2 separate regions of the Homo sapiens genome follow, and region 2 is linked to region 1. A link is an interaction called in ENCODE POLR2A ChIA-PET data of the cell type or tissue named here. Cell type or tissue: GM12878. All regions are shown on one strand. Links, peaks and the distances in the headings refer to the core of each region. The heading gives the core; the rest is flanking DNA. Region 1 holds the start of CD19 (CD19 molecule). Region 2 overlaps XPO6 (exportin 6).

Region 1 (4,388 bases), core at 305-4,304:
GCAGTGATCTCCAGGTGGAATGACATGGTCAGGTTGCCACGGTGACAATAATACTTTCCAGCGTCTTGAGCTGTGGCCCGGGGCAACAACAGACCCGTCTCCATTACCCACATATCTCTGGCCGGGCGATCGTCCTTCAGCTCTAGGCTCAGCAATGACTTAGGCCCCTTGGGGTGCACATGGGTCCAGGAGAGGGGGCCCCTGGACACAGAGTCAGGGGGTACCCCACAGGACAGCCAGAGTGTGGAGCCAGGGGCCATGGTGAGGTCTGGGACAGGGAGAGATAAGACAAGGAAAGCCTGATCCTCAGGGTTTCACCTCTTCAGTTTCCCCTCCCCTCTGTCTCTGGACCCCCGCTTCCCGGCATCTCCCCAGTCATCACCATACCCTGGCTGAGGCTCTGGTTCAGGCTGTCCCTCGGTGGGAGACACGGAGGCTCTCCCTCCCAGATCTCAGGGCGGTCTTTGGCCCACACATACAGCTTGGGGCTCATGAGCTTCCCGGAAGGGGAGCTGGGGCCCTCTGAGGACCTGTTCTTCAGGCCACAGCCCAGGCCACCTAGGTCCGAAACATTCCACCGGAACAGCTCCCCTGGGAAGAGACCCAGAACCAAATGCAGAGACACCCAGGAGAGGGAGAGAGATAGAGACTCAAAGACAGAGATAAATAGAGACAAAGACCCGCAGAGAGAGAGAAGACAGTGAGAGGTAGAGGGACAGGAAGCAGCTCATACTGAAGCCACGAAGCCCCAGGAGTCTGCCCACCTAGCTCCGAGTTTCGCCCTCAATCCCTCCAGCCCCTCTCTCCAGCTCCATTGTGGCCGCGGACCTCTTCTGTCCATGGTGGCCTCCCTTCTCTCCTCCTGCCCCTGCCCCAGCCCGGCCCTCACCGCTGCCCTCCACATTGACTGTCCAGCCAGGCTGCCAGGCCTTCTCAGAGGGGGGCCCCGGCTGGCACAGGTAGAAGCCCCCCATCTGTTGAGAGACGTTGAAGATGAAAAGCCAGATGGCCAGGGGCCTCATGTGGATTCCCAGGCCTGGCAGCCCCAGGCTGAGTTTTAAGAAGGGTTTAAGCGGGGACTCCCGAGACCAGGTCAGCTGCTGAGTGGGGCCATCTGAGGTCCCCTTGAGGCACTGCAGCACAGCGTTATCTCCCTCTGTGGAGAGAGAGGGAGAGAGGTGTGGGCATGGGTGGGGGGGACCTCCAAGCCCCCCGACTCCTCACACCAGGTTATAGAGCAGAGGACTCCAAAAGCTGGGAGTGGAGGAGCCGGCAGAGTCCTTCCAACCCTTTCCTGAATTTTACAAATAAGAAAATGGAGGCTCAGAGAGGGTAAGTTACTCAGCCAAGGACACCCAGCCACAACTCAAGTTTCCAGCCTCAATCCCTTCCCTTTCTGCCCTTTGGACATACCTTCCACCTTCACCACTAGAGGTTCCTCGGGCCTGACTTCCATGGGGGTGAGGAAGAGGAGGAAGAAGAGGAGGCGAGGAGGTGGCATGGTGGTCAGACTCTCCGGGGCACCCAGCTTCGCGCAGGGGATGCTGGGGCAGGCAGGGGCCTGGAGGGCACTCAACCATGGGTGTCTGCGGGGGCGGCAGGCAGTCCCCCCAGAGAGGAAGGCGGTGGTCACGCCTCAGGCCCCATTCTCCAGGAACCCTCCAGACTCACAACACTTGCCTCCTCCCTGCCACGCTGTTTTATTTTCATCCCAGCTCTCACTACCACGGGAAATGATCTTGTGTGTTTATTTGTTCATTTCTGTTTTCTGCACAAGAATGTGAGCCCCTTGGAGTAGAGACCGTGTTGTTCACCACTAATTGCAAGTGCTCTAGAACAATGCTGGGCACATAGACTCCTTCTCAAAAAAAAAAAAAAAAATTAGCCGGGCATGGTGGCGCACACCTGTAATCCCAGCTACTTAGGAGGCTGAGGCAGGAGAATCACTGGAAACCAGGAGGCGGAGGTTGCAGTGAGCCGAGATCACACCACTGCACTCCAGCCTGGGCACCAGAGTGAGACTCTGTTTCAAAAAAAAAAAAGAAAAGAAAACAGTCCTATACAAATATTGTTTGTGAAGATTAAAAATGACAATATGTTCAGCACTATTAGCCCAGTGTCCAGCACATCATAAGCCCTCAGTTAATGAGATACAGCTTCAATTAATGCCTAAGAGCTCAAGTCATACTGCCTCAGTTTAAAACCAGGCAAAAGCCAGGCACAGTGGTACACGCCTATGGTCCCAGGTCCTTGGGAGGCTGAGGTAGAAGGATCGCTTGAGCCCAGGAGTTCAAGGCTGCAGTGCACCATGATTATGCCTGGGAATAGCCACTGTGCTCCAGTCCGGGCAACACAACAAGACCCTGTCTCTAAAAGAAAAATTGTTTTAAAAGAACCCAGGAGTTCTAACTCCTAAATCTGTTCTTATTCTGCCCCATGCCTCTCCTCTCTGTCTCTCTCTTTCTCTGTCACTCTCTATGTGCCTCTGTGTCTTTTTCACTGCTGCAGGGACTCAGAAAAAGAATTCAGGGACCCAAGAGACCCACTTTCTCAGTGGCTGATTCCCAGGCCCATCTCACCAGGCTGTGACTTCCTGTTTGCTGTGGGCAAGCCCCAGGGGACCCTCCCTACAGGTGGCAGGGCCTCCACTTCCCTTTGGCCAGTTGAGGCGGCTGGGAGGCGGAAGAATGAGGCATGAATGAAGGGGAATGAAGGGGGCGAGTAGCAGGACTCAATCTGCCTTTCATTCAACAAAATCTCTCTAATCCCCTCATTAGCTACCCAGCTGCCCAGACTGGCTTTCACTAGAGCATGTCATTCCCCTGCTTAAAACATGTCAGTTACAGCCAGGCACAGAGGCTCATGCCTGTAATCCCAATACTTTAGGAGGCCGAGGCGAGAGGATCCTTTGAGGACAGGAATTTGAGACCAGCCTGTGCAACACAGCGAGAACCCATCTCTATAGAAATTTTTTAAAAAACAAAAAATGTCAGTTGCTTTTCATCTAGCTAAAATAAAAACTCCAACCCAAGGCCTAGTAGGCCGAGTGTTGCTGACCTACCTACATTTTCCACCTCGTGCCTCCACCACTCTCCTTGCCAAGTGCTTCCCTGCCTCAGGGCCCTTGCACTTGCAGCCCTTTTTCCTGGATCTCTGCTGGGGGCTCTGGTTCTTTGCTGGACTGGTTCTTTTCATCACTTAGGTCTCAGTTCAAATGGTACTTCTTCAAAGAGGCCTTCCCTGTGCCCCCCAGTGCTTCAAAAATCTATATATTATTATTTAAAAAAATATATCTCAGGCCAGGCGAGGTGACTCACACCTCCCAGCACTTTGTGGGGCCAAGGCAGGCAGATTGCTTGTGCTCAGGAGTTGGAGACCAGCCTGGGCAATATGGCAAAACCCATCTCTACCAAAAATACAAAAAATTAGCTGGGTGTGGTGGCACATGCCTGTGGTCCCAGCTACTTGGGAGGCTGAGGCGGGAGGATCAGGGGGATGGAGGTTGCAGTGAGCCAAGATGGCACCACTGCACTCCAGCCTGGGCAACAAGAGCCTGCTCTCTTTCTTTCTCTCTCTCTCTCTCTCTCTCTCTCTCTCTCTCTCTCTCTATATATATATATATATATATATATATATATATATATATATATATATATCTCGGCTGGGCGCGGTGGCTCACGCCTGTAATCCCAGCACTTTGGGAAGCCCAGGTGGGCAGATCATTTGAGCCCAGGAGTTCGAAACCAGCCTGGGCAAAATGGAGAAATCCGTCTTTACTAAAAATACCAAAAAAAATGTATCTGGGCATGATGGTGCATACCTGTAGTCTCAGCTACTCAGGAGGCTGAGGTGGGAGGATCACTTGAGCCCAGGAGTTCAAGTCTAGCCTGGGCAACATGGTGAAACACCATCTCTACAAAAAATATGAAAAAAAGACTGGGCACAGTGGTTCATGCCTGTAATCTCAGCACTTTGGGAGGCTGAGGCGGGTGGATTACTTGAGGTCAGGAGAATGAGACCAGCCTGGCCAACATGGTGAAACCCAGTATCTACTAAAAATACAAAAAAATTAACTCATGCCTATAATCCCAGCTACTCGGGAGGCTGAGGCAGGAGAATTGCTTGAACCTGGGAGGCAGAGGTTGCAGTGAGCCGAGATTGCACCTTTGCACTCCAGCCTGGATGACAGAGTCTCTGTCTCAAAAAAAAAAAAAAAAAAAAAAGAAAGAAAAGAAAAGAAAAAAGAAAAAGAAAACCTTCTCAAATTCCCTTTACTCACATGCTTTTTTGATCGCATGCCCCTATTTCATTCCCAGCACTTGCCCCAATCTCAAATTATGCATGTGTATTTGCTAGTCTTCTCATCTGCCTCCTGCACCAGAATGTTC
Region 2 (4,388 bases), core at 104-4,103, 740 kb after region 1:
TATATATAGACATATATGCATGTACATGCATGTACATTCACACACACATGTATTTTTTTCTGAACAATTTTAGAGTAAGTTGCCTTTGTCATGGTCCATTGCCCTATATCATATATTTCTTAATAGGGGCATTCTCCCACATGACTATGGTACAGTTACCATCTTCGGTTAATAGAACATTGATTCAGTACTTTGATCTAACCTACTACCACCTGTATTCCAGTTTTGTCAATTGGCTCAGTCATGCCTTTCATAGCATTTTTTCCCTCCAGTCCAGGATCAATCTGTGGTCAGGTGTAGCATTTACTTGTCATGCTCTTTAGTCTTTAGATTTGTTGTTTAAAATTATTGAAACCAGGCTGGGCACGCTGGCTCAGGCCTGTAATCCCAGCACTTTGGGAGGCCGAGGTGGGCGGTATCGCTTGAGGTCAAGAGTTCAAGACCAGCCTGGCCAACATGATGAAGTCTTGTCTCTAATAAAAATTCAAAAAAAATTAGCCAGGTGTGGTGGCGGGCACCTGTAATCCGAGCTCCTTGGGAGGCTGAGACACGAGAATTGCTTGAACCTGGGAGGTGGAGGTTGCAGTGAGCTGAGATTGTGCCACTGCACTCCAGCTGGGCGATAGAGCTAAACTCAGTCTCAAAAAAAAAAAAAAATAAAGAAAGAAACTGGTGCACCTCTCCATTGGTAGCTGATTGATGAGTCTTGTTTTTATGCATTCTCCAATACTATGTGGATGAGGTTTCCCAGCATAAAACGTACCATCCTCTGTATACAAAGATGTTTCCTCTAACTGGTCTCCATGGGGAGAAAATATGCTGCTTCCATGTTATCACTGCCACAGTGGGATCAGTTGAACTTCCTGGCCCAGACACCCGGCAGTCATCTTGCTTCTAACTCTTGGTCCTCAGCAGTAATTAGAGGAAGAGACAGACAATCTGACTGGGCACTTTGTGCAAACCCAAGAAATAATAGAGGAATGTTCTGCCATCGATCAACTTTATGGTAGTTTTAGATTAAAGCAGAAAAGTGCTTTTTAATGACTAAAATTATGTTTAGATGCAGCCAGAGTGTATGTTTTAATCAAATATTAAATGTCTGTGTGAAGATATTGTGCAAAGTTATGTCTAGATCTAAGCTGCAGACAAGAAAACAAGAAGCCTTTCTCATGCGAGGGGATGACTTTGTTCCAGATTGTGTTAATAGAGGGGTGGGCGCGCCTGCCCAGCCTTAGCAGTCCTGTTACATGCTGTGGTTGTCTGTTTGCTTCAGTAGAAGACATTTTTTTTTCTCCTGCAACTCTTGTACACAATGTTTAGAATGAATTACATCAATGTATATTTGTACCTCGGTCTTCCCTCTGCTTGGCCTTACGCTGTCCTATCACAGTCAGGCTAAGGAAAGGAACTCACATGGGTGTGGCTGGGGCTGAGATTCTGGCTGGCTGCTCACTGGCTGTGTGTCTTTGAGCGAGTCATCCAGTGTCTCTGGGCTTCCCTGATTGCCCTGCTGACTGCTAGACTGTGGAGGGTCAGTGGGCTTCACCACTTTTTCTTTTTTTTAAATAGAGGAATAAAGTGAGATTTCCACTTCAATATGCTGTGCTTTTTTTTTTTTTTTTTAAAGGAAGTGTCAGCTGGGCGCGGTGGCTCGTGCCTCTAATCCCAGCACTTTTGGAGGCTGAGGCAGGCGGATCGCTTGAGCCCTGGAGTTTAAGACCAGCCTGGGCAACATGGCGAAACCCCAGCTCTACAAAAAATACAAAAATCAGCTGGATGTGGTGGTGTGCAGCTGTGGTCCCAGCTACTTGGGAGGCTGAGGTAGAAGGATAGCTTGAGCCCGGGAGATAGAGTTTGTGCCACTGTACTCCAGCCTGGGCGACAGAGCAAGACCTGTGCCTCCAGAAAACAAAAGGAAAAGGAAAATATCTACGGGCTGGGATGCAAAAGAGCAGTAGTGACCGGAGGGAGAGATGGGAGGAAGCATTGTTCTGAATGTCGTTCTCCTGACTGGGGCTTCCTTGATGCACTTTTCTAGCTTTCTGGCTTTTTGAGCTGAATGACTTCAGGAGGGGGATAGGTAGATGTCACTCGCCCTGGTTCCCATGCATGTTATTTTAAGCTTAGTATTTCATCTCATACTTGTGTGCAGGCCTACAGGTCAAAGATTTTTTTCTCTCCTTTTTTTTTTTTTTTTTTTTTTTTTTTTGCAGTGGTGAAGGGTGTAGGGAAGTGAGAGTGATGATCTGAGAGTTTAGACATCTATGGTAATCCTGTTAGCTTTCAGAGAAAGTTTACATGAGTTTGAATATCTTTGCTAATCGCATGTGTTGTAACACACCGGATATGTTTTGCATACTTTTTAACCTTCGTTGGCAGCAGGGATAGAATCACTTTTCTTCGAAACCTTTATATACAGCAAATAGGGTAATGACACTGTTCTAGATATGCCACAGGGATATTTGAATGGCACTCTGGGATACTAGTCCTCATTTTGTTGAGGTTTGGTATCTATGAGCCCATGAACCTGAATATAGGAGACCCATATGATTCACCTCCTAGTAGATTATACAAAATGAGGCTCTGGGAAAGGATGGCAAAAAGCTTAATAGAAGTGTCTTTAAAAAATAGTCATTTTTGGCTGGGCATGTTGGCCCATGCCTGTAATCCCAGAACTTTGAGAGGCATAGGTGGGAGGATTGCTTGAACCTGGGGGTTTTAAGACTAGCTTGGGCAACATAGCAAGACCCCATCTTTATTTAAAAAAAATTTAAAAAATAGTCATTATTCCCCAAGATTAATTTTGTAAAAAGGTTATGCTTAGAGGGGGTTGTTTTAGAGGCCATTAGGTAACATATTACAGATTTAATCAGGGTTTGAGGAAACCACCTTCTAGCTGCTACATCTTAGGGAAAAGCACCTTATTATCCACCTTCAGTCTCAGTGTTAGCAGTCTCCTGTTTTTCAACACAGATTGAATCTGCGTGTGAGCAGAAGTCTGCTTATGGTCAGAACCCTTAAAGGGGAAAATGTAAAGAGTCACATGTATCTTCAATTTGGAGGAATTACCAGTATTCTTGAGAAACTGAAAGTGATACCAACAGTTTTCTTGTTCCTTTTACTGTCTTGAATTTGGTCTTTAAGATAGTTGAGCCACCAGCCCATGGTAGATATTGTAGAAAATACAGACATACTAGATAGAGCATCTTTCCAGACAGTTGATGTTCTGGGTAGAGAAGCCTAATATCTATGACGTATGAACAGTGACTTTCAGCCCACACTTCATGCCTGACATTGTGTTTACTATGTATTTTACATTTTATTTAATTCTCAGAATGACCCAATATGTTAGGTACTTTTACTGTCCCCACTTGTGCACAAGAAGAAACAGTGACACATTAAATAACTAGGCCAAGGTCAAGCTGCACATTTGGATTCAAACTTGGGGAACCTGACCCTAGAGCCTGCATTTTAAAACTTTTGCCATTCTGAAATGACCAGAGAACAGCACCAAGGGCAAAATTCTGTAGTACTGATTACAAGACAAAGACACAAGATGTAAATGACCTGATCTGTACTGTAATCTGTGTAGGAAAATTCATGAAGGTTAAACTATAAATTGCAGTCTCAGAAGCAAATGCAGGATGGGGCTAGGTACTCGCTTATGAGACCATGAGTGTTCAGATTGGAGTGGCTTCCTATGGCGAGTGACATTGAATCAGGCATGCTTTCCTTCTTATCCTCCTAGTAAACTTCCTTGCTCTTCAAAACCCAAATCACCCCTTTGAAGCTTTCTTTCCTTCAGATAGAGTTAGTTTTCTCTTTGGTCTTCTGAGGCTGTTTATATGTACGCCAGGACTACAGGATGTAACTGCTAGGCCACCTTCAGTTCTTTGAAGTTAGGGACCGTCTTACTCATCATTGTATCCCAGGGGCTTAATTTAAGCAATATCAGTTACTTAGTGAGTATTGAATTCTCATTTCTCCAACAAATAGCTGAGTTGCTTAGTCACTCCAGAATTAAAGCTAGGTTTAGAATAATTGGAGCGGTGTGATGGCATGTGCCTATAGTCTCAGCTTCTCAGGAGGCTGAAGTGGGGAGGATCGCCTGAGCCCAGGGGTTTGAGGCTGCAGTGAGCTGTGATTGTTCCACTGCACTCCAGTCTGGGGTGATACAGCAACACTCTGTCTCTAAAAAAAAAAAAAAATTAGGCTGAATGCAGAGGCTCCCACCTGTGATCCCAGCATTTTGGGAGGCCAAGGTGGGAGGATCACTTGAAGTCAGGTGTTCAACCCCAACCTCGGCAACAGAGCAAGACCCAGGCTCTACAAAAATGAAAATAAAAGCCAGATGTGGTGGCATGTGCCTGTAGTCTCAGCTATTTGAA

What was found. Peaks named below come from ENCODE experiments on the same cell type or tissue, not always from the same donor. Only the 100,000 strongest peaks of a DNase experiment are listed, where the experiment ranks them.
Region 2: POLR2A ChIA-PET joins it to region 1 with 6 read pairs; 1 of 35 experiments calls an interaction of 5 or more read pairs at or near these places.

What each region holds. Positions count from the first base shown.
Region 1 is chr16:28,929,114-28,933,501 of GRCh38, reverse strand. It overlaps CD19 (CD19 molecule), which reads right to left and starts at 1,531. Exons shown (of 15, transcript NM_001770.6): 1 at 1,414-1,531; 2 at 890-1,156; 3 at 388-591; 4 at 1-268. The coding sequence starts at 1,501. In GM12878, for the core only: no CTCF peak of the experiment used is centred there; a DNase peak (open chromatin) is centred at 2,576; H3K4me3 peaks cover 1,655 bases; H3K27ac peaks cover 2,792 bases.
Region 2 is chr16:28,186,493-28,190,880 of GRCh38, reverse strand. The region is part of intron 1 of XPO6 (exportin 6); the gene reads left to right. Among named protein-coding and RNA genes, the nearest start is that of XPO6, 23 kb to the left of the region's middle. RefSeq lists a silencer at 1,374-1,513 and enhancers at 1,906-1,955, 3,040-3,209. In GM12878, for the core only: no CTCF peak of the experiment used is centred there; DNase peaks (open chromatin) are centred at 2,310 and 3,050; H3K4me3 peaks cover 2,751 bases; H3K27ac peaks cover 3,460 bases.